Linked DNA regions of Homo sapiens: region 1 is linked to region 2. Evidence: read pairs that join two places in POLR2A ChIA-PET (ENCODE). Cell type or tissue: Panc1. All regions are shown on one strand. Links, peaks and the distances in the headings refer to the core of each region. The heading gives the core; the rest is flanking DNA.

Region 1 (2,919 bases), core at 305-2,804, 64 kb before region 2:
GCACCCGTTCATTACTTCGAGAAGCAGCTCACCCTTGCAGTTAAACTTACTTCAGGAAGAGATGCCCAGACCCTCTGAATCTCCAGATCAGATGAGAAGGAACACGTGCCCACAAACTGAGTATGTAAGTGATGCTCATTTTCAACACTCAAGTGAGAAAGTGAATATCTTACTAAAGTTAAGGTGGTTGCGTTGGGACTCAGTGCTGACATTCTCAGTAGGTAATCCGCGTGGCTACTGTGAGTGAGCCTGTTAGCCTAATTCTGTGTAAACATGAAACACATCTGCCTGGCTCTGTTTGGAAAGTAGACATGAAAGAATCATCTATGTTCTAGTTTCTTATATACTTTGTGAGGTTTTTTCCAAAGTGCTATCTTTTAAGTTTTCATGTGAACTGGATTCCCTCTACTCTTTAAAATTCGTTACAGGTATTACGCTTAAGTGTTCATTGCCTATAACACGTATTTGTTTACTTACAACCGGGGTTATGGTCAGGTGAGATAGGAATAAGCCATATTGACAATTTAACGATTGTACTTCTTCATGCACAGTCACAGGACAACAGGTGTGTATGAAGAGGTAGGAGCTATTTTATTTGTTATCAGTAGAGTAGGCAGTTTATAGTTTCACACTTAAACATGTCATTTTTTTCAAAACCAAAAGCTTTTTTGGTCTGCTTCCTTTAACTTTTCATCCCTTTACCTAAAAAGCCATTCTCAGGTTTATTTAGCAGGTTAAACTTTGGAATCTGACGTTCCTATATTTAGGTATAGAATCCAAGGCAAGTGTGAATATTTACACAGATTTTTCTTTGACCTTCTCTTTAAGGTACAATACCCTTCTTTAACAGATATTCAAAATCTAGTGATACAAATCAAGAAAATATGCTCACTTTTGAAAGCCTGGTGTGCTTGCTGAAAATCTAAGGGAAGGCAGTATATTACAGTGAGTAAAGCCTGGGCTATGGATTAAGACACGGATTCAAATCCCAGCTCGGTCACTAGTTAGGAAGATTCACTTAGACAAGTTATTTAACCTTTCTTTGCCTGTGTTTCCTTATTAGGAAAATGGAAAGATGAATCCCTCATAGCTTACTCTGAGGGCTAAATGATGTATTTATATAGTACTTCTCCCTATGCAGTAGGTGCTCCTGGAGAGCTGGAACTTTGTTTTGTTCATTATTATATTCCTAGTGTTTGACACAGTGCCTAGAACATATAAATGTTCGATATGTGTTTGCTGAGTGACAAAAAAAAACTACTTGTGGGGTGCCTGGCATGTAGCAGGTACTGAGAAAGTAGTAGTGCCTTAATATTACTTACAAAGGAACTTATTTCTTAGAGATAGGCTGGAACGTTTTTACTTCTTAGTTATATATGTAAATTTTATTCTGTTTAACACACGAAGTTGAAGATCTGCCAGTTACAGTAGTCTCCCTTACCCAGGGGATATGTTTCAAACCCATGGTGGATGCCGGAAACCGTGGGTAGTTCTGAACCGTATATACAGTATGTTTTTTCCTAAACATACTATACATATCTATGGTAAAGTTTAATTGATAAATTAAGAACAGTAAGAGATTAACAGCAGTAACTAATAACATAGAACAATGATAACAATATACTCATCACAATTTCATGGATAGAAGATTCGTTTTTGCCTAAAATTGTAGCACTCTCAGCATATGGGTTTTTCCTTTCCTTCTTGAGAACTTCCACCTTTTCACTTAAATGCAGCACTTTATGACTTCTCTTTGGCATATCCCAATTGCTGGCATCACTCCTCTTGCACTTTGGGGCCATTATTAAGTAAAATAAATGTTACTTGAACACAAGCACTATGATACCACAGTAGATCTGATAACCAAGACGGCTACTGAGTGTGGAGGTGTGAAATAAAGGGATGATTCCTATCACAGGCTGGAAGCAATAAGACAGCTCAAAATTTTATGACACTACCAGAATGGCTGACAATTTTAAACTTATGAACTGTTTATTTCTGGAATTTTCCATTTACTATTTTTGGACCTTGGTTGACCACAGGTAACTGAAACTACAGAAAGCAAAACCATGAATAAAGGAGGACTACTGTATTTTGTGATAAGAAGATTAAAGTGTCTTTTCATGTGCCCTTACTTTCTAGCAGTGTGTTACAGGCAACAATGGCAGTGAGAGCAGTCCTGCTACTACCGGTGCACTGTCCACGGGGTCACCTCCCAGGGAGAATCCATCCCATCCTACTGCCAGCGCTCTGTCCACAGGATCGCCTCCCATGAAGAATCCATCCCATCCTACTGCCAGCGCTCTGTCCACAGGATCGCCTCCCATGAAGAATCCATCCCATCCTACTGCCAGCACACTGTCCATGGGATTGCCTCCCAGCAGGACTCCATCCCATCCTACTGCCACTGTTCTGTCCACGGGGTCACCTCCCAGCGAATCCCCATCCAGAACTGGTTCAGCAGCATCAGGTAGTGGATCAGGACAACTAATGTTTCAAACTCCAATGCCAGACATTCACTATGTGCTGAGCTCTCACTGTGTGCCCCAGGCACTGATGTGGAAGTACAAGGTTTTTTTTTCTTTTTCCCTTTTTCCTTTTTGTCAGGTATATTGGGGTATATTTATACACAATAAAATTCACCAGTTTGAGGGGTACAAACAAGAATTCTGACAGATGTGTACCTTAGTGTAAGCGCTACCACAATCACCATATAGAACATTTCTGTCACCCCAAACAGTTCTGTGACCCTCACCAGTCCATCTCTGCCCTGACCCTTGGTCTCCTGGCAGCCACTGGTTTGCTTTCTGTCACTTTAGTTTTGCTTTTCCTATGATTTATGTATAGAATCAGACAGTATGCTGTCTTTCGTATTCGGATTCTTTCAGTTAGCATGATGCTGTTGAGATGCACGCTCAA
Region 2 (2,919 bases), core at 121-2,620:
ACAAAAATTGGTAAGTATATGAGGCAATGAGTATGTTCATTAGTTTGCTTCAGCCATTCCACAATGTATAGATATTCTAACACATCATGCTGTGTACCATAAACATGTACAATTTTTGTCAATTAAAAATAATTATTATAAATGTTATAAAGAAAGAAACCAGATCAAAAAAGGAGCACATACTCTATTGTTTCATTTATGTAAACTCTAGAACATTCAAGCTCATCTATAGTGACAGCAGACAGGTGAGTGGTTGTTTGGAGATGGGGGATTCAAGGAGGTAAAAGGGCATGAGGTCCTGGGGGATGGCTCTGCCTGTGGTCTTGATGGTGGCGACAGTTTCACACGTGTATACACACGTGCCAGCCCTCTGCCTGGTGAAGTTCCACCCATCCCTCAAGATTCAGGGCTGGGAGGACCGGCCAGCGGCCTCCCTGGACCCCTACCTTGCCCTGCAGTAGCTGTAGCTCCGTTGTGCCTGACAGCAGCGCTGCAGAACGCTTGTCACTGCATGGTCAGGGTCGGTGCATGAATTTCCTGTTGCTGCTGTAGTAAGTTACTATACTACAGACCTGGTGGCTTCAAACAACACGATCTTATTCTCTTACCATCCTGGAGGTCAGGAGTCTGAAATGGGCCTCACTGAGCTAAGATCGAGCGGTCACCTGGGCTTCCTTCCCTTTGGAGGCTCCAGGGGAGCATCAGTGTTCTTGCCTTTTCCAGTTTCTAGGGGCCGCCTGCATTCGTGGGCTCTTGGCCCTGCCTCCATCTGCAAAGCTTGCGATACAGCATCTTCAAGTCTCTCTCTGACTCTGACACTTGTTCTTCCTCATGCATGTTTTTTTTTTTTTTTTTTTTTTTTGAGACGGAGTGTCACTCTGTCATCCAGGCTGGAGAGTGCAGTGGCGCAATCTCAGCTCACTGGAACCTCCACCTCCAAGGTTCAGGTGATTCTCCTGCCTCAGCCTCCTGAGTAGCTGGGATTACGGGCACCCTGCCACCACGCCTGGCTAAGTTTTGTATTTTTAGTAGAGGCGGGGAGGCGGGATATTGCCATGTTGCCCAGACCGGTCTCAAACTCCTGAACTCAAGCAATTCAGCGGCCTCGGTCTCCCAAAGTGCTGGGATTACAGCTGTGAGCCACCTCGCCCGGCCCCACCTTTGTCTTTCACTTAAAGGGACCCTTGTGATTACACCAGGCCCACCCAGATAATCCAGGGAACTCTCCCATCTCAACGTCCTTAACTTAATCACATCTGAAAAGTCCTTTTTGCCATGAAAGGTAAAATATTCACAGTTTTTGGGGCATAGGACACGGACATCTTTAGAGGTTGTTATTCTGCCTGCGTTGTTTGGTTTAGTATTAATACTTGTGAAATCTCAGAGAAGAGGCTATGCTTTCTTTATCTTCATGCTCCTAGCTCGTAGCACAAGGAGCTTAGTAAGTTTTTGTGGGCTGAATAAAGTGATAATGAATGTTATTAAATGTCTATACTATGCTTATTTACTTTTTCTCTCTTTTGGACAGTTTGTCAAGATTTTGCAATCCTTGAACACAGAGACTGGCTCATAGTAGGAACAAAATATTAAGGGGATTTAGGCCGGGCGCAGTGGCTCACGCCTGTAATACCAGCACTTTGAGAGGTAGATCACTTGAGCCAGGAGTTTGAGGTCAGCCTGGACAATGTGGTGAAACCCCATCTCTACTAAAAATGCAAAAATTAGCCAGTGCGGTGGCACCTGCTTGGAGCCCCGGCTGCTCGGGAGGCTGAGGTGGGAGGATGACTTGATCCCACGTTGCAGTGAACTGAGGTTGTGCCACTGCACTCCAGCCTGGACGACAGAGCCAGACCCTGTCTCTAAATAAATAAATAAATAAATAAATAAAACAAACCAAACCTGGGGATTTAAATGCTTCCAGAAATACCAATTTTGCAAAAATAGGTGATGACACGTCACAGACCCCCAACAGCGTTGCCATGTGGACGACAAACATCTTGTGAGGACTCTAAGACCATGAGCTGAATATTGACTGGCCTGGTCACCTCTGTGCCTGGTTTTACGCTGCTCCTGGAGGGCACAGTCGCAGGGCTGGAAGTGGGTGCACCTAACACGGTATTGCCCTCAAGACTGTCTCCATACACTCACCCATATATTTCGTCGCACTTTTTAATATTCACTTACAACCCACTAAAATATGACCGTCCTTCTCTCCCTCACCTTGAACAGAAGGAAAAAACCCACACCATCATTCACTTTAATGCCACAATTGGGAAATGATAGATTCTTCTTTGTCTAAAAACCGTAGAGTGAGTCAGAGGCATAGCTAGAGAGAGAATTCGGGTCTGGCTGCCGTGCCAAGCTCTCTCTGCCCAGTGGTGGGGGTGCTTGGCCCCCTTAACTGTTGCTTAGTCACTCTGCGTCTTGCCAAAGTAAATGGAGATGTTTGAACTCTACCCCATCCACTGTTCTCTCTGGGTTTGCACCACTTCTCTGATTTCTTTTTTTTTTTTCTTCTTCTTTTTCTTTCTTTATCTCTCTCTTTTTTTATTTCTTTTTTCTTTTTTTTAAGATGGGCTCTTGCTCTGTCTCCCAGGCGGGAGTGCAGTGGCACGATCATAGCTCACTGCAGCCTCAACCTCCCAGGCTCAAGTGATGCTCCTACCTCATCCTCCCAAGTAGCAGGCCCCCACCACTACATCCAGCTAGTTTTTGTATTTTTTGTAGAGACGGGGTCGCATCATGTTGCCCAGGCTCGTCTCAGACTCCTGATCTCAAGTGATCCACCCTCCTCGGCCTCCCAAAGTGCTGGAATTACAAGCATGAACCACCGTGCCCGACCTCTTCTCTGATTTCTTAGCACAAGGGCTGTGGTGAATGAAACAGAACCCTGCCCCTCTGGCCAGTGCACTAAGGACA

Evidence for each region. Peaks named below come from ENCODE experiments on the same cell type or tissue, not always from the same donor. Only the 100,000 strongest peaks of a DNase experiment are listed, where the experiment ranks them.
Region 1: POLR2A ChIA-PET joins it to region 2 with 10 read pairs; 5 of 35 experiments call an interaction of 5 or more read pairs at or near these places.

Annotation. Positions count from the first base shown.
Region 1 is chr1:7,827,692-7,830,610 of GRCh38, forward strand. PER3 (period circadian regulator 3) reads left to right here. Exons shown (of 22, transcript NM_001377275.1): 18 at 1-124; 19 at 2,143-2,470. Among named protein-coding and RNA genes, the nearest start is that of UTS2, 24 kb to the right of the region's middle. RefSeq lists an enhancer at 1-38. In Panc1, for the core only: no CTCF peak of the experiment used is centred there; no DNase peak of the experiment used is centred there.
Region 2 is chr1:7,891,632-7,894,550 of GRCh38, forward strand. It overlaps a transcript of UTS2 not described here. Among named protein-coding and RNA genes, the nearest start is that of UTS2, 40 kb to the left of the region's middle. In Panc1, for the core only: no CTCF peak of the experiment used is centred there; no DNase peak of the experiment used is centred there.